Linked DNA regions of Homo sapiens: all the other regions are linked to region 1. The links are chromatin contacts, found by Hi-C or POLR2A ChIA-PET in ENCODE. All regions are on one chromosome and are shown on one strand. The core of a region is the stretch at or near the end of the contact, and the rest is flanking DNA. Distances in the headings are between cores, read along the strand shown. Region 1 holds the start of FDXR (ferredoxin reductase). Region 2 has its middle 8.9 kb from the start of WBP2. Region 3 holds the start of UNC13D (unc-13 homolog D). Region 4 holds the start of UNK (unk zinc finger). Region 5 holds the start of TSEN54 (tRNA splicing endonuclease subunit 54). Region 6 holds the start of TMEM94 (transmembrane protein 94). Region 7 has its middle 21 kb from the start of MIR3678.

Evidence for each region. Hi-C counts contacts between places; a loop is a spot of excess contacts on that map. ChIA-PET counts read pairs that join two places held with the same protein, here RNA polymerase II (POLR2A). Pooled maps may share reads with other maps.
Region 2: a loop to region 1 is called in a pooled map, with 4 times the contacts of the local background. The contact joins the enhancer-like site here to the promoter of FDXR in region 1. A Hi-C loop is called at or near these places in 6 of 50 pooled maps. POLR2A ChIA-PET finds 5 or more read pairs at or near these places in 3 of 52 experiments (CD4-positive, alpha-beta T cell, K562 and endothelial cell of umbilical vein).
Region 3: a loop to region 1 is called in a pooled map, with 6 times the contacts of the local background. The contact joins the promoter of UNC13D here to the promoter of FDXR in region 1. A Hi-C loop is called at or near these places in 6 of 50 pooled maps. POLR2A ChIA-PET finds 5 or more read pairs at or near these places in 4 of 52 experiments (CD4-positive, alpha-beta T cell, K562, SK-N-SH and 1 more).
Region 4: a loop to region 1 is called in a pooled map, with 22 times the contacts of the local background. The contact joins the promoter of UNK here to the promoter of FDXR in region 1. A Hi-C loop is called at or near these places in 2 of 37 single-sample maps with no recorded cell type and 8 of 50 pooled maps. POLR2A ChIA-PET finds 5 or more read pairs at or near these places in 3 of 52 experiments (A549, HEK293 and HepG2).
Region 5: a loop to region 1 is called in a pooled map, with 16 times the contacts of the local background. The contact joins the promoter of TSEN54 here to the promoter of FDXR in region 1. A Hi-C loop is called at or near these places in 1 of 168 maps with a recorded cell type or tissue (naive thymus-derived CD4-positive, alpha-beta T cell), 4 of 37 single-sample maps with no recorded cell type and 11 of 50 pooled maps. POLR2A ChIA-PET finds 5 or more read pairs at or near these places in 3 of 52 experiments (CD4-positive, alpha-beta T cell, HCT116 and MCF 10A).
Region 6: a loop to region 1 is called in a map of naive thymus-derived CD4-positive, alpha-beta T cell, with 25 times the contacts of the local background. The contact joins the promoter of TMEM94 here to the promoter of FDXR in region 1. A Hi-C loop is called at or near these places in 1 of 168 maps with a recorded cell type or tissue (naive thymus-derived CD4-positive, alpha-beta T cell), 1 of 37 single-sample maps with no recorded cell type and 11 of 50 pooled maps. POLR2A ChIA-PET finds 5 or more read pairs at or near these places in 4 of 52 experiments (A673, activated B cell, activated CD4-positive, alpha-beta memory T cell and 1 more).
Region 7: a loop to region 1 is called in a pooled map, with 2.9 times the contacts of the local background. The contact joins the enhancer-like site here to the promoter of FDXR in region 1. A Hi-C loop is called at or near these places in 4 of 37 single-sample maps with no recorded cell type and 4 of 50 pooled maps.

The regions. Positions count from the first base shown.
Region 1 is chr17:74,871,007-74,874,904 of GRCh38, reverse strand. FDXR (ferredoxin reductase) reads left to right here and starts at 1,911. Exons shown (of 12, transcript NM_024417.5): 1 at 1,911-2,039; 2 at 2,772-2,869. The coding sequence starts at 1,961. It also overlaps a transcript of FADS6 not described here. RefSeq lists enhancers at 1-761, 1,382-1,611, 1,567-1,861, 1,659-2,559 and silencers at 1,772-2,001, 2,042-2,171.
Region 2 is chr17:75,862,261-75,866,158 of GRCh38, reverse strand. No RefSeq gene overlaps it. Among named protein-coding and RNA genes, the nearest start is that of WBP2, 8.9 kb to the right of the region's middle. RefSeq lists enhancers at 706-1,206, 1,110-1,269, 1,337-1,631. Within about 2 kb of position 1,623, at least 22 of the 41 ENCODE cell types and tissues checked have a DNase peak (open chromatin) inside an H3K27ac peak, as active enhancers do; they include CD4-positive, alpha-beta T cell, where a contact is called at or near this core.
Region 3 is chr17:75,843,154-75,847,051 of GRCh38, reverse strand. UNC13D (unc-13 homolog D) reads left to right here and starts at 2,648. Exons shown (of 32, transcript NM_199242.3): 1 at 2,648-2,831; 2 at 3,533-3,568; 3 at 3,786-3,893. The coding sequence starts at 2,715. WBP2 (WW domain binding protein 2) reads left to right here. Exons shown (of 8, transcript NM_012478.4): 7 at 68-144; 8 at 265-1,353. The coding sequence ends at 318. RefSeq lists enhancers at 1,709-1,798, 1,929-2,008, 2,427-3,131 and silencers at 2,239-2,398, 2,409-2,468, 3,319-3,378.
Region 4 is chr17:75,783,056-75,786,953 of GRCh38, reverse strand. It overlaps UNK (unk zinc finger), which reads right to left and starts at 2,148. Exons shown (of 16, transcript NM_001080419.3): 1 at 1,970-2,148. The coding sequence starts at 2,073. MIR4738 (microRNA 4738) reads left to right here and starts at 2,347; the gene lies at 2,347-2,433. RefSeq lists enhancers at 898-1,475, 1,487-1,886, 1,476-2,054, 3,617-3,796 and a silencer at 1,947-2,086.
Region 5 is chr17:75,515,278-75,517,777 of GRCh38, reverse strand. TSEN54 (tRNA splicing endonuclease subunit 54) reads right to left here and starts at 1,250. Exons shown (of 11, transcript NM_207346.3): 1 at 1,162-1,250; 2 at 868-1,032; 3 at 706-769; 4 at 534-617; 5 at 123-221. The coding sequence starts at 1,217. CASKIN2 (CASK interacting protein 2) reads left to right here and starts at 2,241. Exons shown (of 20, transcript NM_020753.5): 1 at 2,241-2,377. RefSeq lists silencers at 1,012-1,391, 1,782-2,391 and an enhancer at 1,176-1,470.
Region 6 is chr17:75,454,508-75,458,405 of GRCh38, reverse strand. TMEM94 (transmembrane protein 94) reads right to left here and starts at 1,771. Exons shown (of 32, transcript NM_014738.6): 1 at 1,655-1,771. RefSeq lists a silencer at 1,715-1,874 and an enhancer at 2,025-2,074.
Region 7 is chr17:75,424,681-75,428,578 of GRCh38, reverse strand. No RefSeq gene overlaps it. Among named protein-coding and RNA genes, the nearest start is that of MIR3678, 21 kb to the right of the region's middle. RefSeq lists an enhancer at 1,775-1,834. Within about 2 kb of position 2,103, at least 21 of the 41 ENCODE cell types and tissues checked have a DNase peak (open chromatin) inside an H3K27ac peak, as active enhancers do.

The sequences.
Region 1 (3,898 bases), core at 662-3,161:
AACCATATGATCTCTGTTACAACTACTCAATTGTGCCATCAAAGCACAAATATAGCCATAGACAATATGTAAAGAAGTAAGCATGGATGTCTTCCAATAAAGTTTTATTCAAACTGAAGTCTGAATTTCATGTAATTTTTACGTGTCACAAAATGTTGTTTTTTACCATTAAAAATATAAAAACAAGCTGGGTGTGGTGGCTCACTCCTGTAATCCTGGCACTTTGGAAGGCCGAGGTGGGAGGATCGCTTTGAGTTCAGGAGTTCGAGACCAGCCTGGGTGACATGGCAAAACCCCATCTCCACAAAAAATGCAAAAATGAACCAGGCGTGGTGGCAGGCACCTGTGGTCCCAGCTACTCCGGAGGCTGAGGCCTGAGGCTCGCTTGAGCCAAGCCAGGAAGCAGAGGTTGCAGTGAGCACCACTGCACTCCAGCCTGGGTGACAGAGCAGGACCCTGTCTCAAAAAACAAAATCAAAACCAAAAACAAAAACCCCAAAACCTCCAAAAAAACAAAAACAGTAAAAGCCATTCTTGTTGGTCATCCAAAACATGCTGGTGGACAGTATTTGGCCTGCAAGCTATAGTTTGCCTACTCCTGGTCTAGTGGGACAGGCATAAAACACAGTGACCTATTAGAAAGCAGACAGCATTTACTTACCAGTGGGAGGGAGGGGAAGTGACCAGTAAGGGCACAGAGGACTCCTGGGATACTGGCCATGTTTTATTTCTTGATCTGGGTGGTGGTTATATGGTTACACCTTGTGATATATTGTCAAGTTGTACACTCATGATTTGTGCACTTTTCTGTATGTTATTATTGAATTTAAAATCTCATTAAAAACGACAACCAGTGTAGTAAGTCATGATGGGATAAGGTCAGATGCTGTGGAATGAGAGGCCTTTAACTCCTTGGAACTTGGGAGGGGACGGGTCAGAGAAAAGGCTTCTCCAAGGAAGTAATATTTGACAAGAGGGCCCATGGGGAAAAGGAAGAGGGGTTAGGCTTATTGGGTCAGCTGTGACTACGGATCCTGTCCTTATTTTTAAAAACATTTTGATCATAGACTTTTTGCATTACTTTTGACCTTTTAAAACGTTGCAGTATTATATTTATCTTGATTACTGAGTGTTTTGGAGCCCCCTTAAATTCTGAACCCGAGGGGAGTACCTCAACTCTGGTCCCGGCTCGGCTGCACGGGGGTCGGACGCTCTGTCCTTAGTACCATACGTAAGCCACTGCCCCGCCCCGCTTTTCTTCACCTATGTAATGGGAAAGGAGGTGAGGTGGGACGAGCTTTCCAGGGTTTAATATTCTCCCTGGCCCGGCAAAGACGGGGATTTGAGGGGTTACATCGGCACAACACCCGGGGTCGAAGAAGGAGGCTGCTGGGCTCCGGGAAGGAGCTCCCTCGCCCCAGACTTCCGCACTCTGGTTATTTCCCAACGGCGGGAAGGCTCGCTTGGAGCCGGACTCGTGATTGGCTAGGACGAAGTCACGTGGGAGGATTCGCAATCAAATGGCAAGGGCGTCTGCGTCATCAGTGAGCGACGAGAGCCTCCCGAGAGGGGCGCGGCTAAGTAAAATAAGCTCCTTTCTTAGTGGCTGTTTCCTTGGGGAGGGACTGAAACAGCGATGGGGATTCGCTCTCTTCCAACCCTAGGCTTCCGGGATTTGGAGGGAAGGTGAGGCCTGGGGAGAAATGTATTAAATCGCGTATACCCCGGATGCTCCGAGGGGCGGGGCTTCGACGGTGGGGCGTAGTTAAGGGCGGGTCTCTCTTTTGGGGGCGGGATTCTCTCGGGAGTCGGGGTGGAGCCGCAAGGCTCCGCTTTCCCGGAGCGCAGGGGGCGGGGTTTGGGGCGGGGCCTCGCTTGTGGGCGGGCCCGGGCAGGAGCGGGCTTGCCCTGCGGAGCAGTAGCTAGGAACAGATCCACTTGCAGGTTGCTGCTCCCAGCCATGGCTTCGCGCTGCTGGCGCTGGTGGGGCTGGTCGGCGTGGCCTCGGACCCGGCTGCCTCCCGCCGGGAGCACCCCGAGTAGGAGCAGGGCGCCTTTGGGGCTGGATGGGAGCGCGGGGAGGCCTGCGAGCGCTGAGTAGGGGTCGGAGCAGAGCTGGGGCAGGGCTGGAGAAGGGTGAGACTGAAGGGGTGTCTTCCTGCTGGCGAGATCCCGGTGGTGTACGGGGGTGGGCGGAGATCTGTGCGTGAGATGTGAGGCTTCTAGGGTTAGAGACGGAGGTCAACAAAGGTGAAAAGGAGAGACTTTGAGATCTACAGGTGTGAGACGGGGTGAATGGAGGATGATACGGAGGTCTGTGGGGCGAGAGGAAAGTCTGAGTCGAAACAGGGATCTGTAGGAATAAGACGGGTCTATATGGGCAATATAGCGTTTTGTGGAGAGAGAGAGGGGTTAGAGGAGGGACACCGTGGGGAGACCCACGGGGGCGAGATTGGGATGATATGGAGGCCGTTGGAAGGATGTGGGATTCTAGCCGATTGGATAGGGAATGAAGTGTTGTTGGGCAGGCCATTGGCAGTGGTGTAGTAGGTTCATGGGTGAGATGTGGGCTCTGGATGAACCCACAGCCTTTGGGGGTTCAGATGAAGTAAGAGACCCTGCAAATGCCAAAGCCTTGAGGAACAAGAGAAGGAGGATGCAGGTGAGGGTGAAGCTTGGGAAGTTCCAGCTTCTGTTGGATATTCAGGTTGGTTTGGGACTGGGGAGAGAAGTTAATTTTGACCTTTTCCCTCTCCTCTGCCTGGCCCCAGGCTTCTGCCACCATTTCTCCACACAGGAGAAGACCCCCCAGATCTGTGTGGTGGGCAGTGGCCCAGCTGGCTTCTACACGGCCCAACACCTGCTAAAGGTAAGCCACTTACTCATAGTCCATCATTCACCTGCTGCTCCAGTCCTAAGGGCAAGCCTCACCCGCTTTGGGTTTTAAGAGCACTCCTGGTTGCCTTATGGGGAAGGGGCTCCCAGCCATCTGGCCTGGACACTTCCCACTTGCTTCCTCACCTACACCTGAGGCTCCCCTCCCCTCCCGTCCTCAGTGTGACAGGGGTGTAAAACGCACATTGGTGGTGAGTGGTCAGTGGCAGGTGGTCAGCTTTGCCTCCCTGGCCAAGCACTCCAGGGGGCTTATGTAGACCTGCAAAATGACTTTGTCCTCCTTCATCTTCCCTCCTCTCTCGTCTATCTTCACTCTATCCCAAACATCCTACATCTCGAGGCTACCCACCTCCTCCGCTTTCTGTAACTTTACCTGCCTTGCCATGCCCTCCTCACCCATAGCTCCAGTCCTCCGTGCCATTCTGTTCTTTCAGCCTGCCCTCTGCCCCTCCCCCTTCCCCTGTGAAGGCCAGGATCTCAAGGCTTTCAGTGTCTGCCTCGGCAGGAAGGGCCCCAAGCCAAGGCTACAGGTTCTACTTGAGACTCCACATCAGACTTTGGGACAGAGTAGAGAGGGGATACCCAGGTTAACTGAGACGTGAGACAGTTGCCTAGCTTTGGAGAGGCTTGGAGTGTCCGTGGAGAGACAAGAGAAAGGATGAATATCTTAATTATACACACACACACAGATGCTTGAAATGTAGGGTGACCAACTGGCCTGGACTGCCCAGGACAAGGGGCTTCAGCGCTAAGCTGGAAGTTCTTGGGAAACTGGGATGAGTTGATCACTCTGCTGAAAAGTGACCCGTGCATGCTTCCCAGGCAACACGGGTGAAAGAGCTAATTACAATAATGTGGGCAGCGTGAGCCGAGGCAGGTGGGGTCAATCAGAAACTGTTTCCTGGGCCGGAAGCCCAGGTGGCTCATGTCTGTAATCCCAGCACTTTGGGAGGCCAAGGCAGGTGGATCACTTGAAGTCAGGAGTTTGAGACCAGCCTGGCCA
Region 2 (3,898 bases), core at 374-2,873, 990 kb before region 1:
GGCAACAGGGAATGGGGAGTTGGTGTTTAATGGGGACAGTTTCAGTGTGGAATGATGATAAAGTTCTGGAGATGGATGGTGCTGATGGCTGCACAACAACGTATTCACTTAAAGCCCCTGAAGTGTACATTTAAAAATGGTTAAAATTGGCTGGGCGTGGTGGCTCACGCCTGTAAATCCAGCACTCTGGGAGGCCGAGGTGGGTGGATCACGGGGTCAGGAGATCAAGGCCAACATGGTGAAACCCCGTCTCTACTAAAATACAAAAAGTAGCTGGGTGTGGTGGCGGGCACCTGTAGTCCCAGCTACTCAGGGGGCTGAGGCAGGAGAATCACTTGAACCCGGGAGGTGGAGCTTGCAGTGAGCCGAGACTGCGCCACTGCACTCCAGCCTGGTGACAAAGCAAGATTCCGTCTCAAAAAAAAAAAAAAAAAAAAAAAGGTTATAATGGTGAATTTTATGTTATGTATATTTTACCACGCGTCCCCCCTCCCCTGCCAAAAAAAAAAAAAAAGAAAGAAAAGGACAGTGGCCATAAGAAGGAACCCTAATGGGGCTGGCAGAAGGCCATTTCTAGGGCTCATTTCCTTGAAGAAAGGACTGCTGAGGCCTGAAAGACAAGGAGGAGTTAACAAGACAGAAAGGATGGGTGTGGGCTCGAGACCAGCCAGGGCGCTGCAGGGGACAGCAGTGCAGGGCAGAAGGGTGAGAGGCCCGAGGTGGCAGGCCAGGTCCTGCAGAGCAGAGCCTGGTAAGGATTCTGGACTTTTCCTAGGAACAATGGGAAGCCAGGGCATGGTCTCACATGGGGAAACAGTACAATCAGATTTGAAGTTTCGGCTGGGCGCCATGGCTCACGCCTGTAATCCTAGCACTTAGGGAGGCTGAGGCGGGAGGATCACGAGCTCAGGAGTTCAGGGCCAGCCTGGGCAACATGGTGAAACCCCATCTCTACCAAAAATACAAAAAAAAAAAAAAAATTAGCCAGGCATGGTGACGCACACCTGGGATCTCAGCTACTCTGAAGGCTGAGGTATGAGGATTGCTTGAGCCCAGGAGGCATAGGTTGCGGTGAGCTGAGATCACACTACTGCACTCCAGCCTGGGTGACAGAGTGAGACCTCATTTCAAAAAAAAAAAAAGGGTTTGAAGTTTCAAAATCATTCTATTATTTAGGTGAGAGATAAGCTTAAGGAGGGGAAAAAGAGGATGAAAATGACTAAAACTGCCACCTTGCATCTTGCCAGGGAAGTGGAGAAGAGCCCCCTAACTCTGGGAAGGGGGACCAGAAATATAATAGCAGGGAGGGGCCAGGCCCTTAAGCACCTCCCCTGGTCCCTCCTCTCCTCCAGCTCTCTGGTGTAGAGGGGGGTCCCTCCAGCCAAGGCTCCTCAGTACTGGGATGCGGACATCTTCAGAGGTCACACCGCCCCTTTCTGGCTTTCTGTGGTTTTGGAGGCTCAGAAGCGGAAATGCACTCGAGGTGTGTATAAACACTCTAACAGCAGGAATTGCTCAGAACAGGCCTTGCAGCTGTGTCTGGGGAAACTGAACTTGACAGAGCCAGGAGGTCCCAGCGGGAACTTCAGGGTGGGGCCCATCTCTATAGCAACCAGAAACAGCCCCAGACACGCTCTGGCCCTGCTTCTGATGAGGGAGCGGGCAATTTGTGTTCTTGAAATACCCACGGCCAAAAAGGACTCATCCAAAATAGCCCACTTCCACGTCACCAAACATCACCAACGCCTCACAGGGCATCTGCCACTCCGCAGCAGAGCAACCAACGGTGAGTGGCAGAAAGTTACCAATGACTTACCAGGAGTTTTATTTTTCTCACTGGCGTATTAGAAAGAGGACAACTGGCTGAAAGAAAAAGACTTGGTGTATCAAGCACAAATTTGTTCCCCCAAACTCAGGTAAAAGAAATGTCCATTTGAGTAGTTTCCCTAAATCAAGTAAAATGTGATTATAGGCCAGGCACGGTGGCTCACGCCTGTAATCCCAGCACTTTGGGAGGCTGAGGCGGGCGGATCACGAGGTCAGGAGATCGAGACCATCCTGGCTAACACGGTGAAACCCTGTCTCTACTAAAAATACAAAAAATTAGCCGGGCGTGGTGGCGGGCACCTATAGTCCCATCTACTCGGGAGGCTGAGGCAGGAGAATGGCGTGAACCCGGGAGGCGGAGTTTGCAGTGAGTCGAGATGGCGCCACTGCACTCCAGCCTGGGCCATATAGAGCGAGACTCCGTCTCAAAAAAAAAAAATGTGATTATAAGCTGCCCTTTGCCAAGAAAGTAAGAAATTCAACTTCAGGCATATGGGGAGGGGCATCTTCCCCCTCAGTAGAATCACTATTATTATTATTATTATTATTATTATTATTATTATTATTATTATTGAGACGGAGTCATCCAGGCTGGAGCGTACAATCTTGGCTTACTGCAACCTCTGCCTCCCAGGTTCAAGTGATTCTCCTGCCTCAGCCTCCTGAGTAGCTGGGATTACAGGCGCCCACCACCATGCCTGGCTAATTTTTGTATTTTTAGTAGGGACAGGGTTTCACCATGTTGGCCAGGCTGGTCTCAAACTCCTGACCTAAGGTGATTGGCCCACTTCGGCCTCCCAAAGTGCTGGGATTACAGGCGAGAGCCACTGCACCTGGCATTATATGGTGATTCCATGGTGCCCAGGGGATGGGAGAGCTTTCTTCCCTGCACCAACTCTGTTGCTCAGGCTGGAGTGCAGTGGCACCATCTCAGCTCACTACAACCTCTGCCTCCTGGGTTCAAGTGATTCTCCTGCCTCAGCCTCCTGTGTAGCTGGGATTACAGGCGTGCGCTACCACGCCCGGCTAATTTTTGTATTTTTAGTAGAGACAGGGTTTCACCATGTTGGCCAGGCTGGTCTCGAACTCCTTGCTTCAAGTGATCCACCCACTTTGGCCTCCCAAGTGCTGGAATTACAGGCATGAGCCACCCCACCGGGGCCTCAGATGGGAGAGCCTCCACTCTGTTCTCCACTGGGTCTGCTGCTGCTCAGATGCCGACCGTCTGAGCCCAAGTGCTTCTATTTTTTATTTTTATTTTTATTTTTGAGACAGAGTCTCACTCTGTCACCCAGGCTGGAGTGCAATGGCATGATCTCGGCTCACCGCAACCTCTGCCTCCAGGGTTCAAGCAGTTCTCTCGCCTCAGCCTCCCAAGTAGCTGTGATTACAGGCGTGCGCCACCATGCCTGGCTAATTGTATATTTTTTAGTAAAGATAAGGTTTCTCCATGTTGGTCAGGCTGGTCTTGAACTCCCAACCTCAGGTAATCCACCCGCCTCGGCCTCCCAAAGTGCTGGGATTACAGGTGTGAGCCACTGCGCCCGGCTCCAAGGGCTTCTAGCTGCAGCTGAGGCCCCACTGCCCTGGGCCAAGCACATTTTGGGGATGATGCCAAACTCTTGACTCTTAGCTCCAAACCCACTATATTAATGCGCTGGGCTGTCGTAACAAGATACCACAAACCAGGCGGCTTCAACAATCAAAATGGGCCAGGTGCGGTGGCTCACGCCTGTAATCCCAGCACTGTGGGAGGCCGAGGCGGGCACATCACGAGGTCAGGAGATCGAGACCATCCTGGCTAACACGGTGGAACCCCCCCCGTCTCTACTAAAAATACAAAAAAATTAGCTGGGCGTGGTGGCGGGCGCCTGTAGTCCCAGCTACTCGGGAGGCTGAGGCAGGAGAATGGCGTGAATCCCGGAGGCGGAGCTTGCAGTGAGCTGAGATCGCGCCAGTGCACTCCAGCCTGGGCGACAGAGTGAGACTCCGTCTCAAAACAAACAAACAAACAAAAACAATCAAAATGTATTGTCTCAGTGCTGGAGACCGAAGTCTGGAATCAAGGTAC
Region 3 (3,898 bases), core at 1,399-3,898, 970 kb before region 1:
GGGTCTCTTAGCTGAGCTCAGGGGGAGGAGAACTTGTCACCGACACCAGGTGTGTTTGCTCTCACAGCCGAAGCCAAGGCCGCAGAAGCAGCCGCCAGCGCCTATTACAACCCAGGCAATCCTCACAACGTCTACATGCCCACGGTGAGAGGGCTTGGCAGTGCCGGTGCAGCCCCACAGCCGCAGATGCTGGGAGCCGCAGGGGGATGACCGCACCATGTTTTAAACCTTCTAATGCAAGTCTCTCCTTTCTCCCTTCTTTAGAGCCAGCCGCCGCCACCTCCCTACTACCCACCGGAAGATAAGAAGACCCAGTAGGCCCTCCTGCCTCCCTGCCTCCCACCCTCATCTCTCTACCCTACCCCTCCCATCGGGGCTGTGCTGGGGCTTGGGGAGGGGAGGGGGCGCCTTGTTCTCCCTCCAGGTCTGATCATAAACAATTACCAGGAACTAGCATTGTGGGACATTAGGGCCCCCGGCCTCGGGAGAGGTGCCGCCCAGCTTCCCATGCCAGCCCGGAGCCCACAGTGCTGCCCAGCGTACCTCCCTCACCGTCTGGGGCTCTTCTGGGAGCACGGAGCATCCCCTGTTCCTGTTTCACTCTCAGCTTCTCCCCTCGAAGGGACTCTCTGGCCACCTCCTCCACCGCAGTCCAGCTCCCTCAGTCTGGCACCCACTGCTACACTCAGCCTCATGAGCCACTTCAGACCAGCCAGGTGTCTTCCCGGGCCCTGCCAGACCCTGCTCACATTCCCTCTGCTGGTCTGTGCTGGTCTCAGAAGGCCACCGCGCCCGCATTCCACTCAGCCAGGGTCCAGCTGCAGCCCCCGCCACCCTTCCTTCCCTTCCCTGTCCTGGGTCATGTTGTTGCCACCCTGTGTGACTTTTGAAGCTGTAAAATGAGCTTCCAGGGCTTGGGTGGCGTCGGGGCAGGGCCGCCGAGGCTGGGAGGAAGCCCTTCTGCCTTTTGCTGGTGTTTCTGGAATTTGCTTTCCCTCACCTCTCACTTCCTTCTAGAAGGAGCTTCCTGACTGGAACCAGAGAATGCATGTCTGTCCACTTGGTGGCTGCTGGGTGGGGCCGGGAACAAGGGCCCCTGACCCTGTGTGCTGGCCGGGACCTGCCACCAGCCCCCCAGCCTGCTTCTTCCCCTTAAGCTTTGTGCCCCTGGATGCGCTAACATTCACTCTTGTTTGTCCCTGGACTGGCCATGAAGTGAGGAGATGGTTATTTAAAGAGAATTCCCTATTTATTTGACAAAAAATCCAGTTAATATATTAATGTGAAATAAACCCTGTTTGCACCTCGATTTGTTTGCTGAAAATGTGAAATAGTAAAAATGAAATAACTGGACCCTTTCTGGCTCTGCGTGTGGTGACCCGGGGGTCTCTTCCGGAAGGAGAGCCGTCTGGCCGCTGAGGGCCCTGGAGACTTCTGGGACGGTTCCCTCCCATGGGAGGATCCCCATTCTCACGGCCCAGCCAGCCTGTCTGGTCCCCAAGACAGCTCTGGCCTCTGGAGCTGGTTCTTAACGGTTGTCGCTCAGCAGCTGTGTCCCTCCCCCACTGAGTCCCCAGGGCCTGGCTGGGACAGAGGTGGATGTGGCCCAGAGTTGGCCTTGAAGGGAGGAGTTGGGGCTGCCACCTTGTCCCCTGCTGGCTCCTCGAGGAATGGCAGCCCTGGCCTAAGTCCTGGTTGCTGGAGGGAGGAGGCCGAGTCAGCCCTGGAGCACGTCAGGACCTGTGACAGGGACACTGAGGTAGCCAAGCCGGCTTGCCACCACCCACGTCACGTGCCCTGCTGTGAACTTGAAGGGACAGGAGGGTGGGAAATGGCCAAAGGCCGTGACCAGGCCCACACGCCCGCAAGTCCCCCAGCCCAGCACTGGGCACAGGGTGGGCAGGCCACAGAGCTCTAGGAAAGCCCCATGCTGAGGCGCATTTTCCTGTCCCCCGGGAGCCAAGTCTGTCCTCAGGAGAGATCGGGCAGCAGCCCCTCTGCCTCCTCCTCCTGGCCAGCCTGGCCCAGAGCTCTCTGGGACTTGGCTAAGCCCCCTTCAAGGGTGTCTGAAGGGAGCACTGTCCTGACTGCCAAGGTGGGGGCAGGGGCACAGGGCTGTCCCTGCCCAGCACAGCTTGGCCCCGTCATCTCCAAGGAATGTCACCTGTGGGGCCAGGCAGGCTGAGCAACTGGCTGTCCTCCAGGGAGACGCCTCTTGGGAGCCCCCACCCTGGGCGCCACCACACCCCACCCCACCCCGCCCCGCCCCACGTCTGGACGCACTCGAGGAAGTGGGGTGAGAACCCCCCCGGGCCCAGGTCAGCTTCTCTCAGGGTTCAGCCCAGCCTGGGCACAGCACATGGATGGGGCAGGATGCTGCCCGCCTGTTCTGGGCCCCCCCGCCCCCTGCTGAGAGCGTTGTCCCCTTCCCAGGGCCTCTGTAGGAGGGTGGGGCGGGGCCAGGCCTGCCCACGGGGTCCACCTTCTGCTCCAGCCAGAGGAGGGTCCTGTAGGGATCCCAGCTGGGGAAGGTGCAGGGGGCCTGGGAGACTGCCTCTCCGAAGCGGTGAAACCCTCACCCTTCCGTCCCTCCCAGCCACCCTCCCTAAAACTTCCCCTGACAGAGGGTGGCAGCCCCAGGCTCTTTGCATAATCCTGTGGCTTCGCTGTCTTCACCCAGCACCAGCGGACAGGGAAGGGCAGAGAAGGCCACCATGGCGACACTCCTCTCCCATCCGCAGCAGCGCCCTCCCTTCTTGCGCCAGGCCATCAAGATAAGGCGCCGCAGAGTCAGAGATCTACAGGATCCCCCGCCCCAAATGGCCCCGGAGGTAGGAGTGACCTCACTGGGGAGAGAGCTGGCCTTGGGGAGCACTGTGGTCTCGGGTACGGGTGCCCTGCTGTCTGGCCCCACCTCTCGAAGGCTGGGACTGGGGACCAGCGACCCTCCCCTGCCTACTCCACCCTGGGGAGAGCCCCCTGGGCCAGCAGAGCAGGGGCTGCCAGATGGACTCTGGGCCACTGTGGGCCTCAGGCCCTGTGGTCTGAGGCTCTCAGAACCCCTCCCTCCCGGTTGGCCTGACCCCATCCCCTACTCCTCCAGCTTCAGAAGAGCCGACTCCATTAGGTGGGGGTGTCCCTGCTGTGGGGTGAGCTGTTCGGGGAGCAGCAGACCCCCAGGCCGACGTGGCACCCCCCTCACCTCCGCTGCCGAGCCTCACTTCCGCTGCTGGGTGAGGAGCAGCCGCCACTGATAAGCAGAGCTGTTTCCTCTGGGGAAGGGAGGGAGGTGGGGTGCGGGTGCGGAGGGCTCGCGCTGCTGGGCACCCATGGACCTCAGCCACGGCGGGCCCAGGGACGGACCTCCAGGAGGCCTGCTGGGGGAACAGGTGCGGGGCATCACTGGGGCTGGAGGCCGGGGTGCTGGGGCCCCCATACCCTTGGCCTGGATCAGGCCTCAGAGGAGCCATTCCTGTCCATCTGAGCCTGCTCTGGGCCTCCCGGGACACTGCCTTTCCACCTTGCTCTGCAGATCCAGCCTCCATCCCACCACTTCTCCCCCGAGCAGGTAAGAGTCAGAGTGCTGGGGTGCAGAGAGGTGGGGAGGGCGGCTGTGTGTCCTCCTGCCGGCCGACGCTGATGGCAGCAAGCAACTTGCGGTGGGGAGGGGACTCCTGGGTCTCAACTCCCTCCGCTGCACAAGCCGCCCTTGTCCTGCCCATGGCGAGAGGTGTTGGTGCCAGGGGTGGCTGGTGGGGTCCCCAAGGTGACCCCGTGTGTCTTAGCGGGCCCTGCTCTACGAGGACGCACTCTACACTGTCTTGCACCGCCTGGGTCATCCTGAGCCCAACCATGTGACGGAGGCCTCTGAGCTGCTGCGATACCTGCAGGAGGTGAG
Region 4 (3,898 bases), core at 899-3,398, 910 kb before region 1:
TTCCTAAGACACCTCAAGAGCCAGGTCCCATTACTCTATACTTACCCACAAGGAATGGAAAGGCAGGCTTTTTTTTTGTTTTTGTTTCTGTTTTTTGAGACGGAGTTTTGCTCTTGTCGCTCAGGCTGGAGTGCAGTGGCACGATCTCGGCTCACTGCCACCTCCGCCTCCCGGGTTCAAGCGATTCTCCTGCCTCAGCCTCCTGAGTAGCTGGGATTACAGGCGCCCGCCAGCACACCCAGCTAATTTTTTGTATTTTTAGTAGAGACGGGGTTTTGCCATATTGGGCAGGCTGGTCTCTTCACTCCTGACCTCATGCGATCCGCCTCGGCCTCCCAAAATGCTGTGATTACAGGCGTGAGAGCTACCACGCCCGGCAGGAAAGACAGGTTTTAAACAAATGAGCATCAAGAGGACAAAGACTCAGATACTGACATTTAATCAGCTGTTCACTTGTTTCACCTGTCAATTCCAAAATAAGAAAGCCTTTCTATTACAGATTCCATAGTATGCTCAATGACAACACAACACAGAAACACAAGTTGCTGAAGCCAAGACTCTCGTGACTCAAAATGTGTTTATTTTGCTAAAAACAGTGATCTGAGCAACCAGAGATTATAAAGAAGTTCCAATTACGTGAAGTTTCCAGATTCGAAAATCAAGACTACACCATTCAACTCATCAGTAGTCTTTGAGCTAAGAACATCTCACCAAAATCAATGGAAAGACTGCGAAAGATCTCCAGTAAGAAAGGACCAGGAAAGCAATGTCCATATCAGAAAAGGAATGGTTAACGTGAGTCAGACTGTAGTCAAGAAGCTTAAATGATTTCAGCCAACAACAAAGAATCCCACAAAGAAACCATACACTTCCTATAACCAATGTTCCCCAACCCCAGAACAGTTTCCCAAGGTCTTCTATAACAAGAGTTCCTCCTGACTGGTTTGAGTTCTTTCTACTCCAACAGATGATTCTGTTCTTCGTTCACTGAACAACTTAAGAGCTGTTCAACCCCCCAGGTTCCAAAACCTCTCGCAGCTGGGGATCCTTTTAAACATGCACATCACTCAGGAGCCCATGGGGATGAGAGGCATTCACAGAGCATCAGGGAAAATGGAAAGCAACATTTTGCTTAACAGGAGAAACCGCCCCTTATTCATCTTTCTCCCACATCACCTAACTCTAGGGAATGCTTAACGTGGCTTGAAGGAAATGAAGACAGCGACCTAAAAGCACACAGATGCAAGACTTCCAGGAAGAGGTTTTCCCATCCTGCTGGACTCCTGTAGTGTCAGTATTTGGGGCTCCCTCTAATGCTACATTTCTGCTGAGCCTGCAGACATACTTGGAACCCATCACCTTCGGGCTCCCAGACTCAGGCTCCGCACAGCCCGCGAGGGAAACGGTCATGGGCACGCACGGACACGTTTCCATCTTTGCATGTTTATCTACGTCGACTGTGAATTCAAGCAAGTGTGGCCCTCGTGGACAACCTACGAGCCTTAGGGACACAAAAGGCTTCCTGCGCAAACTGCACGGAATCTCCTGACAGGACTTCACGTTAATCATCATTCATAGGTGGGTTCTGGGGCTGGACCCCACGGAACTCCTCTTGGTTGTGTCTTGGACTTCTCACTGCCCCAAAGGAGCCTACTACTGTGGTTTTATGGTCTGAGGAACAGTTAGGCCTCGAAGGCCTGGCCTAGGGAGAGTGCACTCTGCATCCCGAGCTCCCGCCTTCCCCACTCGGCGGCCGGGACCGAGTTTCCCGCCCCACAGCCCGACCAGAGGTTGGTGGCAGTTGGAGGCAGTTGGGACCGGCCCCAGCAGGTTGGAACCGGTCTGGGCCGGGCCGGAGGAGGAAGGGGGGGAGGAAGAGGCCGCCTCGCGCTCTCCCTGCGCGCGTGACTCACGCTGGCCGCTGACGTCAGGCGTGCGCGCGCGGCGGGGGGGGGGGGGCTCTACGTACGTGTAGTGCTGCGGTTTCTCGGGCTGTGCCTGCAGCACCTGAGCGGTAGCGGCCGGGGGCGCCGAGGAAGCTGCGGAGCCGCCGGGCCCGGGGCCCTTCGACATGGTCTTGTCTTCCTGCCTCTTCGCCGCTCCCCTTTTATTATTCAGTCTGCGCGGTCCGCGCCGAGGACCCAGTGCGCCTGCGCCGCGCCACGAGAACGTGAAGACCCCCCACACGGCAGCAGGGGTTGCTGGGAGTTGTGGTTCTATGTCCGGCTGGAATTTTACCGTCGGCAGAGGGTTGCTGGCAAAGCACAGGACCACAATACCCAGGGATCCTTGCTGCTAGTGTCCCGGATGCTGAGGGCCTGCGACGGCTTCTGGGAATTGCAGTCCGGTCGCATTTCTCCTTCTTACCAGCGCGTTTTCAGTTTCATAGGGAAGCCTTTCCATGAAACTGGAGCGCCTGGAGGAGAAGGGGCCCAGAGCTAGGGAGGCCCTAGCGATTTCTGCGAAAGAGTTCCAAGTATAATTTCACTGCCAACAGTGTCATAACTACTTTGCCTTTATACTTAGTACAGCTAGGTTCGGTTCTAATGCCAGCTCAGAGCAGTGCTCCAAGCAGGGCTTAAGAATCTGTGTTGTCGGTTCTTAGTTCTGGGCCCTGTGCTGCAGGCACCTGCAATCCGCCAGCAACCCCTTCATCCCTGCGGCGGGTCTAACCTAAGAGGCATTGAGAAAGCTTTGCTAAGGAGGAGGTACACCGCACGCTACAGTTCCCGCGCCTTTGCCGAGGCGCTTCATTTACCTTTGCCAAACTCGACACCTGGAACTCCACGACTTGTGTGCTTTCTCAGCCTGACACCTGGCCTGACCAACTTGTTTCCAGTACATTAAGGGCCAAGGACGAATTTAATCTCCGCCTAGAATAGTCTCTGAGGTACACTGACAAGTTGCCAGTGTTGAGAAGCATCACAGGGTCCAGAGGAAAGGCCTGGGTTTGAGTAGGGCGTGCCCGTATTTATCCACTCTAGTTTTCTTGTCTGGACGTCAGCCTTTTTACTTGGGACATTATCTTTCCCCTCTCTGCTTCCCACCAGTCAAGCAAAGTTCTTCACTTTATAAAATAAGCCAGATGCCCCAGACCTAGGCATTTGTTTCTGTGAGTTTTAGAATGTTCTCCGTAGATATTTTAACCGTTGTCATTTAATTTGGTTTTTCATATTGAATCTATTTCAAATCCACTGGTTTTGATTTATATTTTCTTAGATGGGATTATATTAACAAATGATTATCTCATTAAAGAAACACATTCCAAATAACCTTAGGGATGAAGGGTGGTGGGGCTAATGGAAAATCGTTAATGTTTGAGTGACACATACTTATTTTATTTAGCTCCAAGTTCCCTCACATCAGAAGCCACATCACAGAGTTGAGAAACTGGTTTTTCCTAAACAGGCTAAATCGTTTAGCCACTAGGGGCGTTTGAAAATGAAAAATTACAAAAGGACAAATAAAAGTTGTAGTATATTGCTTTAATCCTATGATTAAACGCAAGTTACTTGGTTTATGTTAGCCTCACAATACTCAAGTGTGATCTGACTGAAGAAATAGAGTTCACAGCACTGGATTTTAAATAATAGATGTATATCATGAGCTTCAGAATAAGTGTGTACTGGTGGAGTTGGGAGATGATATCATCCAAACTGCTTAATTTACAAAAGAGGAAACCGAAACCCAGAGAAGCTAAGTAACTTGCACAAAGTTACTCAGCAAGTTGGTAACAAGAGGAACTAGGACAGTAGCCTACAAGACTACATCACATTCACTGTTGGGTTTTGTTTGTTTTGTTTTCTTCTGCTTTTTTTCATTGTATAAACATTTTTTATTCTTCCTCATTTCCTGTGTTGCTTTTCCTCCGTTGTACCAATCTGGAAAAAGTGAAACA
Region 5 (2,500 bases), core at 1-2,500, 640 kb before region 1:
ATAGCCCTCGTCTGCCCTGCAGCCCCAGCATGTGACACTGTGCCTGGCACCTTATGGGTACTTGTCAATACTCATTGATTCAGTGGATGGGTGGCTCCCGGAGGCGGGGTGGTGGCAGATACCTGGTACTGCAGGAAGGTCACAGTGTGGTCGGTCAGCAGCAGCTGGTAAGCTTCCTGGATAGACAGTGGCAGGTCTTGGTGGAAGAGGTGGATGGAGCCCTGGAAGTGGGGCCAACAGCTCAGCTTATGAGCCCTCACTACAGTGCCACAGAGGAATGGGGCAACTTCCCAGCTCTGATACCTCCCCCTCCCCCTCTCAGCAGCGCATCAAGAATGTGGCCAACCAGGAAAGTGGGGCAGCATCACTAATGTGGACTGGAATCCCTGCTCCCTGCAACGTACCACCTCCTGCTTTAGAAGTTTGGTTATCAGTTCTCTAAAGACCGGGTTGTGTGTGCTTTTTCTCCGATAAAACGTGTCCTTCCCGTTCTTTGGTCCCAACTCCTTCCCCACCTCCCGGGCCCCACTTACACACTCCAGAAGATACAAGGCCTCTTCCGGGTGAAGGCGCTGCCGGCCCTGCTCTGAGAAGCCCATGGTCTGCCAGAATTTGCCCTGTGTGGGGCCCAGAGCAAGTGTCACAAGGGAGGGAGGGCAGGGAGGGCAGGGAGGGCGGTCCCCGGTCCCCGAGCCCGCCGCTCACCGCGGGAGACTTCAACTCCACGAAGCCCTCTTCTGGCCTCCACTCGGCAGCCACCAAGCTGCCCCTGGCGAGGAGTGGGGAGGGGTCTGCGTCAGTCCATTCCGGAGACCCCGCGGCCCGCCTCGCCCCCGCTTCCCTTACCCCTGGGCCCGCCCCTCTCACAGGCGCTCCACGCGCTGCTCTGCCAGCAGCTGCCAGAGCTCTTCCCGGCACCGGCGCAGCCGCTCGGCCTGAGCTGCCGAGCCGTCGGGCAGAAAGTCCTTGGGGCCATGCGAGCGCTGGGGCAGCTTCTGCGACCGCGAGCGGGCGGCGAAGAGCTCCCGGGCGCTGGGGGAGAAGGGGACGCGGGGTCAGCGCCGCGCATCGGGGGCCGCCTGGCCGGGTCCCGGGCGCCGGTTTCCCTACCCGCGCTGGCCCCGCGCCCCCGACACCCACTCCGGCCGGGCCGCGCCGCACCTGAGCACGCGCCCCGCGGGAACCTCCACGGCCGCGGGCTCGGGCTCGGGCTCCATCCCGCCGCCGCCTGCCGCTGCGCGCGCCGCCACGCCCCGCCCACCGCCGGAGCTCCGCGCTGCCCTAGTGCCCGCCGATCCGCAATGCCGCGGCAGCCCCGCCCCCTGCACCGCCCCAGCCCGCTCTGCGCCCTCCTGATTGTCCCCGGTCCTAGCGCCCGCCCGGAAGCGCACCCCGACGCCGGGTCTGGGAGCTCAGCCCGCAGGTTGCTGGAGATGCAGAAGGCCCCTCTTTTGCCCCTAGCCCTCCTCGGGGCTTCTCTCCAGTAAAGCCTGAGGAGCCGGCGTCTGGAGTGCAGTGCGAATGGTCACACTTGTGACCGCCCCTCTGCAGCCTCGCGCTGCTTAGTCCCCACCGCCCGGGCTGGGCAAGGAGGGCAGAAGGGCTCAGGGAAGGACGAGCGGAGGGTGTGCAAATTCCGACTTTGCAGGCCGAAGGCCACCCGGGAACTGTCAGGAGCGGTCCGGGGAGGTTCGCCATTCCTTCGGTGTCTTCCGTCCGGTCCCTACGGCTGGGCTCCGAAGCCAGGTTTCGAGGGCCGGGGGCGGGAGGCGCTGTCCGGCCCACGACGGTGCTGAAGCGCCACCTCCGCCCGGCACGAGCGCCTCCTCGAGGCTGGGGTCCCCGCACTGGTGCCGTCCGCTAGGTGGTGCCATTGCCCGGCCGGCGGCTGCGGGTGGGCGACGCCGGCCGCAGACGGGGGGTACTGCAAGTGGGGTCCCGCGTCTTGGTTGCCAACCCCCTTCACATTACGTCTTCTCTCCCACCAGTCAGACCCGGGGTGTCTAGCCCTTGGGTCTAAGTCCAGAGCCCCAGGTCACCTCTGCCCCCGCGCCCCCCGCCCCTCCGTTTCACCTGGGCGCATGCGCTGATCCGGTCAGCGCCCCCGGTCCGGGCGGGCACGAGTTGGGGCGGGATCTGGCGCGGATGGGGGCGGAGCCGCCGGTGCTGACTGACAGCCTGACTGCGCGGCCGGGACGGTCCCTCCGTTCCCGATCCGGCGGGAGGGAGGGGGGAGGGGCGGGATTTCCTGCGGGAGGCGCCGAGCCGGCCTTGGAAAAGGAGAAGGAGAAAGGGGGGCAGGGGGGAGTGGGAGCCACCGTCCTGAGTGCCAGGGACCGAGCAGGGCCAGCCGGACCCCGGCGGGCGGCCGGGAGAGGTGAGGCTGCGGGGCCCGCGCTGGGGGTCAGCGCCCCTGGGGGCGGGCGCAAACTAACTTTTCTTGCGGGGTCGGCGGGCACCTCCATCTCCCCGCTCCTTCCGTCCTCCTCGCGCCCCTTTT
Region 6 (3,898 bases), core at 522-3,021, 580 kb before region 1:
TTGCTTTAAATTTTTTTATTTATTTGTATTCTTTTAGTTATGCCTCAGGATCTAACTTTTTTTTTAAACTACCTCTTCAGAATACCAAGATCAGCTCTTCTTTTGCCAAAAGTACTATAAAGAGATACCACAGTGCCATTTCTTCTCTCTTCAATGGCTCTCAATCTTTTTCTGCCTCCACGCTGTTCCTGTATGCAACGCGTTCCTGTTAATAACATCTCTAATGACACTGTAATGGTTCCCAAAAACCAAGGAAGAGGCATACCTTCCTCTTACTCTGCCTCTCGCTGCCCTGAGAATCACTAAAATAATTTACGCCCCCAATACAGACAGAGACTACAATGAATATTAATACAAGAAGTCTGCCAGAGAACTACCTGCTGGCTTCTTAAAATTACTGAATGCAAACCAGGTATGAAGACCCTAGTCATTGCCAGGAAGCATAGGAGGATCCTACTTTTAATGCCCATCGCTTTTAATGCCCAGAGCCACCCTGCAAGAGCTCAGGGGAGTCAGGGAACTTGATCTCCTCAGGTCACACCTAGGAAACAACTAGGTCTAGCGGATAAAGAACTCAAGCCCCTGGACTTTCGGATTCTAGTTTGGCTCTAGGTGACCCTGGCCTTGCCTCTCCGAACAATCTCCACATCTGCAAAATGAAAATGTTAAAACTGCCCCCTCCCTGCTTCCATCTTCCAAGATTACCTGCGGAATAACAACTATGTCACTAAAGCTGAGCGTCTTGGATAAATCATGAGAAAAAGATCCTTCTCTCCAATGCATACACCCACATAGCAGAAGGAAAACAGATTCCATAACGAGCTCCCTCCTTTTTTCCCTCAAGAGCCACCGAAAAACTCAGGAGAGAGGGTGGGATGTAGCAGCACGTGACCAAGGCAACGCCAAAGTTTAGCCCGCGGTGACACACCAATGAAAGAGCGGGGCTTTGCTTGCATCTGGCGCTGGGCAGCGGGCAGGGGCCGCATCGTGGCATGCTAGGAACCAGGAGACCTGGGCTCCAGGGGTGTGCGGTACAGGAACGAGGGCATTCCACAGGAGTCACTTTATCCGATGGCATGGATGGTGAGCTTCCGAGGAGCCTGAAAACGCTTCTGGAAAGGCGGAAAGAAAAAAAAGCCCGCTCCAAACTGCAAGATCAGGGATGGCTGCCAGGAGCCCCTCGGCCGGCTCCATCCAGCTGGGGACGGCCGCGCGAGGACCCCGGGCGGCTGCGGAGAGCGCGCGCAGGCGGGACAACGGTCTTTATTTAGGTCGGGGATGAGGACTCCCAGGGGCCTCGAAATAAATACTCAGGGCGTCGGCGTTGGGAGCCCTCTGGGCCAGGGCCTAGGCACGACAGACCTGGGGCAGGGATTCTTTGTTGGCGAGAGGCTTTATTTCTGGCGAGAGACCCCACAATGGACCAATCCAGGGCTGAGAGCAAGAGTCTGAAGACTCGGGGGAAGGCAATGGTCAAGAGCTGGAGACTAGAGCCAGTCCCTGGACTCCCCCTCAGGAGGCATCCCCTTAAGCCGTTCTCTGGGTGCAGACCCCAGACTCCCCTTTCCTTGGCCAAGAATCCAAAGGACGCGCAAGGCCGAGCCCCACGCCCCCTTGCTCCCCACTTTCGGGCCACGGGCCTTCTCGTACTTACCGGGGCCCCGGGGCTGGTCTTCCTCGCCCGCGTCCTCTCCCCTCCCAACCCCCTCCTCACTTCACGTCCCCTCCTCCGGGGGCCGCAGCCATGTCCGTTACTGGCAACTCTAAGGGGGCTTGCCTCCCTTCCGGGCAACAGAGGCGCCGGCCAGAGAGCTAAAGTTCAGGCCACCGATTGGTCAGGATTTGAGAATAGGGGGAATTCTGGCTTCTTATTGGCTACGCGGCGTGCTAGGCTGTAGCTGCAACCGCCCCTCTGGGAGCCTGGCGGAATTAGGTGCCGAGTGATGCGGCCGGGAGAGTGAAGAGCCACTGTCCTTTCCTGTGCGTAAAGCTCAGGCAGTTTCTAGTCCAGAAACCCTGACCAGAGGGCATGGCTTTACCTCCGATTCGTTTTCCTACAGAATTATTCTAAAAAGATAGACGGCGCGCCCCACCTTTTTTCCCTTTCTTTTTAAAATAAGCCCTTTGCAGAGCTCCCCGCCTCTCTTAAGTTCTTCTAAGCTCCCTCCTTGTTGCCTTGAACAAATGCCTAGAGGCTGCCCGCTCCGAGAGGCCTTGGAGGGACTCCCTCAGGACGAATATTGCGTCCAAACCAAATCTAGAAAATCTAAGGCAATACTGCAATTCCCCCCTCCCGCTTCCAGCTCGGCTGAAATCTAAAGGGAAAAACAAGTTAAATTTTTTTTCTAGGTAATTAGATAAATCGCCTGGGAGACCTCTCTTGGGAAAACAAAGCAAGCCTGTGTCAGTATTTACTTCTCTTTTCCCAGAGATCTAAGTCTGGAAGGCTTGTTTAAAAAAAACAAAAACAAAAAAACAAACAAAAACTTGTTTATATAATTGGGAAAGAGCTGAGGTTGGCCTTGTGAAGTAAGAGCCCCTTCCCACATTCATGAGTTTAATTACGTAATTAAAATCCCTTTCTCAGCTGGACAAGAAGATGGCATTTTAGTACCTAATCTTGTATGACCCAGTTTAGCTGTTGCCTAAAACGCCATAAGAATCATGTCACTAACCTGCACACAAAAACTGATAGTTCACCTTTGCAAATAGGTCCAAATCTTTCTGCCTGATGTTCAAAGTCCTTCATAAATTGACTCAGACATACGTTTCCAGGTCTAAGTCCCCACAGGCTAAACTATTCCTGCAGCCACATAGATTAACCACCATTCTTTAAACGTGACAGAGACCTTTCCACCTCTGCTCCTTCGTCACATGGTTGGTTCCCTACGCTTTGCTTTAAAGGTTCTTTTTTTCTTTTTTTTTTTGAGACGGAGTTTCGCTCTTGTCGCCTAGGCTGGAGGGCAATGGCTTGATCTCGGCTCACTGCAACCTTCACCTCCCGGGTTCAAGTGATTCTCTTGCCACGGCCTCCGGAGTAGCTGGGATTACAGGTGCCTGCCACCATACCCAGCTAATTTTTGTATTTTTAGTAGAGACAGGGTTTGAACATGTTGGCCAGGCTGGTCTCAAACTCCTGAGCTCAGGTGATCCACCTGCCTCGGCCTGCCAAAGTGCTGTGATTACAGGCGTGAGCCACCGCACCCAGCCTGACGGTTCTTTCTTATCAGTAAAGCCAGCATGCAAATAAATACTTAATCAACCTAAAGGCCCACCTCAAATGCTACCTTTCTTGACTTTTATTTTTTCTTGTATGTATGTACATATTTATTTATTTTTAGAGCAGGGTATCACTCTGTCACCCAGTCTGGCAAGTGCAGTGGTGCCATCATAGCTCACTGCAGCCTCGAACACCTGGGCTCAAGCAATCCTCCCACCTCAGCCTCCTGAGTAGCTAGGACTACAGGTGCGAACCACCACACCCAGCTAATTTTTTTATTTTTTATAGAGATGGGGTCTTGCTATGTTGCCCAGGTTAGTCTCAAACTCCTGGCCTCAAGCAATCCTCCTGCCTCAGCCTCCCAAAATGCTGGGATCGCAAGTGTGAGCCACCACTCCCAGCCTCTCCCTGGGTTTTAGTCATTGACTCTCTCTATATATAATGCTGGGCCTCCTTCTCTGTGTCTGCATTGCCACCTTTGCAAAAGTCTGCTTTATACAGCATTGCTCTTTTTGTAAGACCTCAAACTCCCTGCGGGCAGCTGGCTTATCTTAGCAGTTTCCACAGCACCTTACTTGCTGCCTTGTATCCATTAACATTTGTTGAATTGAGCTAGCAGGCTACCTATATATTACATCTTTCCACTTGACCCCTTAAGATCTAGTTGGCTGCCTTTGG
Region 7 (3,898 bases), core at 854-3,353, 550 kb before region 1:
AATGAAACAAGCCTCTAGAAAGCAGGAAAATGGACATTATCAATTATTTCTCACACACCTTACATTATTATAGATGAGGACTCTGAGGTTTGCAGAAGTTAGTTGAGAAATTATGCCAAGTGTCCAGCACAGGGCCCGAAAACATAGTCAGTATTCTGTACGAGTTAGTTCTCCTCCTAATTTAATTGCTTGTAATAAGAAGGGTTAAAGACAGGCTTAATAGAGTGGACATTCTAGTTGCCAATTAAAACCCAGGCCGGGCACGGTGGCTCACGCCTGTAAATCCCAGCACTTTGGGAGGCCGAGGCGGGTGGATGACGAGCTCAGGAGATGAAGACCATCCTGGCTAACACGGTGAAACCCCGTCTCTACTAAAAATACAAAAAATTAGCCGGGCGTGGTGGCAGGTGCCTGTAGTCCCAGCTATTCGGGAGGCTGAGGCAGGAGAATGGCGTGAACCTGGGAGGCGGAGCTTGCAGTGAGCTGAGATTGCGCCATTGCACTCCAGCCTGGGCGACACAGCGAGACTCCATCTCAAAAAAAAAAAAAAAAAAAAAAACCCTTAGCTGTATTGTCATATAAAACACAGCCAGTAAACAGTGTCTGTTACCACCAAAACTATTGGTTTTCATTATGCCACGTTACTTCACCTTCTCCTGTGGTCAGATTGCTCGGAGAGGGGGTTGTTCCCGGTGACAGCCTGGTTCAGGGTGCCCAGATGCCTTGGGGGTGGGGGCTTGGGGCAGGCTTGCATCCTTGCAACCAATCTTGTTCCTCTAGGTTCTAACTGGCAATTATCTTACTGTCATGATCCAGACATACAATAATAATAGCAGTAGTAGTAGTAGCTTACTTTTTTTTCATTTGAGACTGAGTCTCGCTCTGTTGCCCAGGCTGTAGTGCAACGGTGCAATCTCGGCTCACTGCAATCTCCACCTTCCGGGTTCAAGCAATTCTCCTGCCTCAGCCTCCCAAGTAGCTGGGATTACAGGTGCCTGCCACCACGCATGGCTAATTTTTGTATTTTTAGTAGAGACAGGGTTTCATCATGTTGGCCAGGCTGGTCTCGAACTCCTGCCCTCAAGTGATCCGCCCACCTCGGCCTCCTCCCAAAGTGCTGGGATTACAGGCATGAGCCACTGTGCCCAGCTGTAGCTTACATTTAAGAGCTTGCTGAGGGTTAGACTCTGAGCTAAACACACTGTGTGCATTATTTCATTTTTGCTCCTAAGACAAAATGTCCATACATTCAGGATCCTAACCAGAGAGGAAGACATCAGACTTTGCCACTGAGCAATCTAAGTCTGAAAATGTTTTAGAAGTGAAAAGAGAATAAATTCCACAACTTTCTGCCCTTGAGCCATAAAACCAAAAAAGAGTCTAGTAGAAAGGGAAGATATGTTTCATAGAAGGCAGAGAAAATGCAGCTTCTGAGTTTATTAAGTAAATGGGAAAACATTATTTCTGTTCTTTTGTAACCACAAAGAATTGAAACTTGTGGTTGGCCGGGCGCAGTGGCTCACGCATGTAATCCCAGCACTTTGGGAGGCCAAGGCCGGCGGATCACGAGGTCAGGAGATCAAGACCATCCTGGCTACAACGGTGAAACCCCGTCTCTACTAAAAATACAAAAAAATTAGCCGGGCGTGGTGGTGGGCGCCTGTAATCCCAGCTACTCGGGAGGCTGAGGCAGGAGAATGGCTTGAACCCAGGAGGCGGAGCTTACGGTGAGCCAAGATCGCGCCACTGCACTCCAGCCTGGGTGACAGAGCGAGACTCGGTCTCAAAAAAAAAAGAAAGAAAAGAAACTTGTGGTTAACAAAGATTTAGGGGTTGGCGGGGGAGGGAGAGAGCAGTCTTGTTGGGTCGTGAATTCTGTTTTGGTTCCAGGGAAATAGGGTTTCCATTACATATGGTGCAACAGGATATTTCCTCCACGCTCCATCAAACAACGTTTCCTGGCACTTCTAGTGCGGCGAGTCCGGGCAGCAAGGTCGAATCCATTTTTGGAGCCAAAGGACTGCATTCCTTTACAGTTAGTTAGTTCTACAACCACCTCTGAGGAAATGCCTGCCTGTCTCGAGTGACATCTAATGGCAACCAAGGGAAGTACCCGATTTTCCAGCCTAGGTAAGGATCACCTACAAATGCTGCACTCTTTGTCACAACAGAAGCCGCTTGATCCTTTCCCTCACTAATTACCCTGTGGTTGATGGCAACACGTAGGGCTGACAACATGAGCAAGTAGAAGTTATTCCACTTGCTAATTAAAACCGTGAAGTATGCTTTCATGTAAAATGTGAAACCACCGAGTTACATTTGAATGTTCCCAAATCCTGGCCTCGGCAGTGATCGTCCTGGGTAAGTCACTTGTCCACCAGGGGTACACCTGCTTAGCTACAGGCTGGAGTGGCATGTTTTCTCTGTAAAGGGGCCCTAAGACATTTTTTTTCTTTCTTTCTTTCTTTTTTTTTAAGACGGAGTCTCACTGCGTTGCCCAGGCTGGAGTGCAGTGGTGCGATCTCGGCTCACTGCAGCTCCTCCTCCCAGGTTCAAGTGATTCTCCTGCCTCAGCCTCCCGAGTAGCAGGGATTACAGGGGCCTGCCACCATATCCAGCTAATTTTTGTATTTTTAGTAGAGACGGGGTTTTACCATGTTGATCAGGCTGATCTCGAACTCCTGATCTTGTGATCTGCCCACTTCGGCCTCCCAAAGTGCTAGGATTACAGGTGTGAGCCACCGCTCCGGACCATTATTTTTTCTTTTCTTTTCTTTTCTTTTTTTGTGAGACAGAGTTTCATTCTTGTTGCCCAGGCTGGAGTGCAGTGGCGCCATCTCGGCTTACCGCAACCTCCGCATCCCGGGTTCAAGTGATTCTCCTGCTTCAGCCTCCCGAGTAGCTGGGATTACAGGCATGTGCCACCACACCCGGCTAATTTTGTATTTTTAGTAGAGACGGGGTTTCTCCACATTGGCGAGGCTGGTCTCGAACTCCTGACCTCAGGTGACCTGCCTGCCTTGGCCTCCCAAAGTGCTGGGATTACAGGTGTGAGCCACTGTGCCCGGCCTGCCATTATTTTTTCTATAAAGCTTTAAGGCACTGGGCACAGTGGCTCACACCTGTAATCTCAACACTTTGGGAAGCCAAGGTGGGCAGATCCCTTGAGCCCAGGAGTTCAAGACCAGTCTGGGCAACATGGAGAAACCCAGTCTCTACTAAAAATACAAAAATTAGCAGGGTGTGGTGTGGTGGTGCCCACCTGTAGTCCCAGCTACTAAGGAGGGTAAGGCAGGTGACAGAGGGAGACCCTGTCTCAAAAAAAAAATAAGAAGAATAAAATAAATAATGGTCGTAATCTACAAAGCGTTTTGAGATCATTGGGTGACTGGCAATACAGGTATGCTCAGGAGAGAACAGCTAAAAGATACAGTCTGAGAAGCTTTTAATAACTATGACAACGGTGGATCCAAGTGGAATTGTTAAGACGAAGAAAGGGAAAATTGAGAGGAGAATGTCTAAAAGGTAAAAATTAAGAAAAAAAAATTTTTTTTTTGAGATGGAGTTTCGCTCTTGTTGCCCAGGCTGGGGTGCAATGGTGCAATCTCAGCTCACCGCAACCTCCACCTCCCGGCTTCAACTGACTCTCCTGCCTCAGCCTCCCAAGTAGCTGGGATTACAGGCGTGTGCCACCATGCCTGGCTAATTTTGTATTTTTAGTTGAGACGGGGTTTCTCCATATTGGTCAAGCTGGTCTTGAACTCCCAAACTCAGATGATCTGCAGGTTTCAGCCTCCCAAAGTGCTGGGATTACAGGTGTGAGCCACCACGCCCAGTCAATTAAGAAACATTTTACAACACTTGGCCGGGTGCTGTGGCTCACGCCTATATTCCCAGC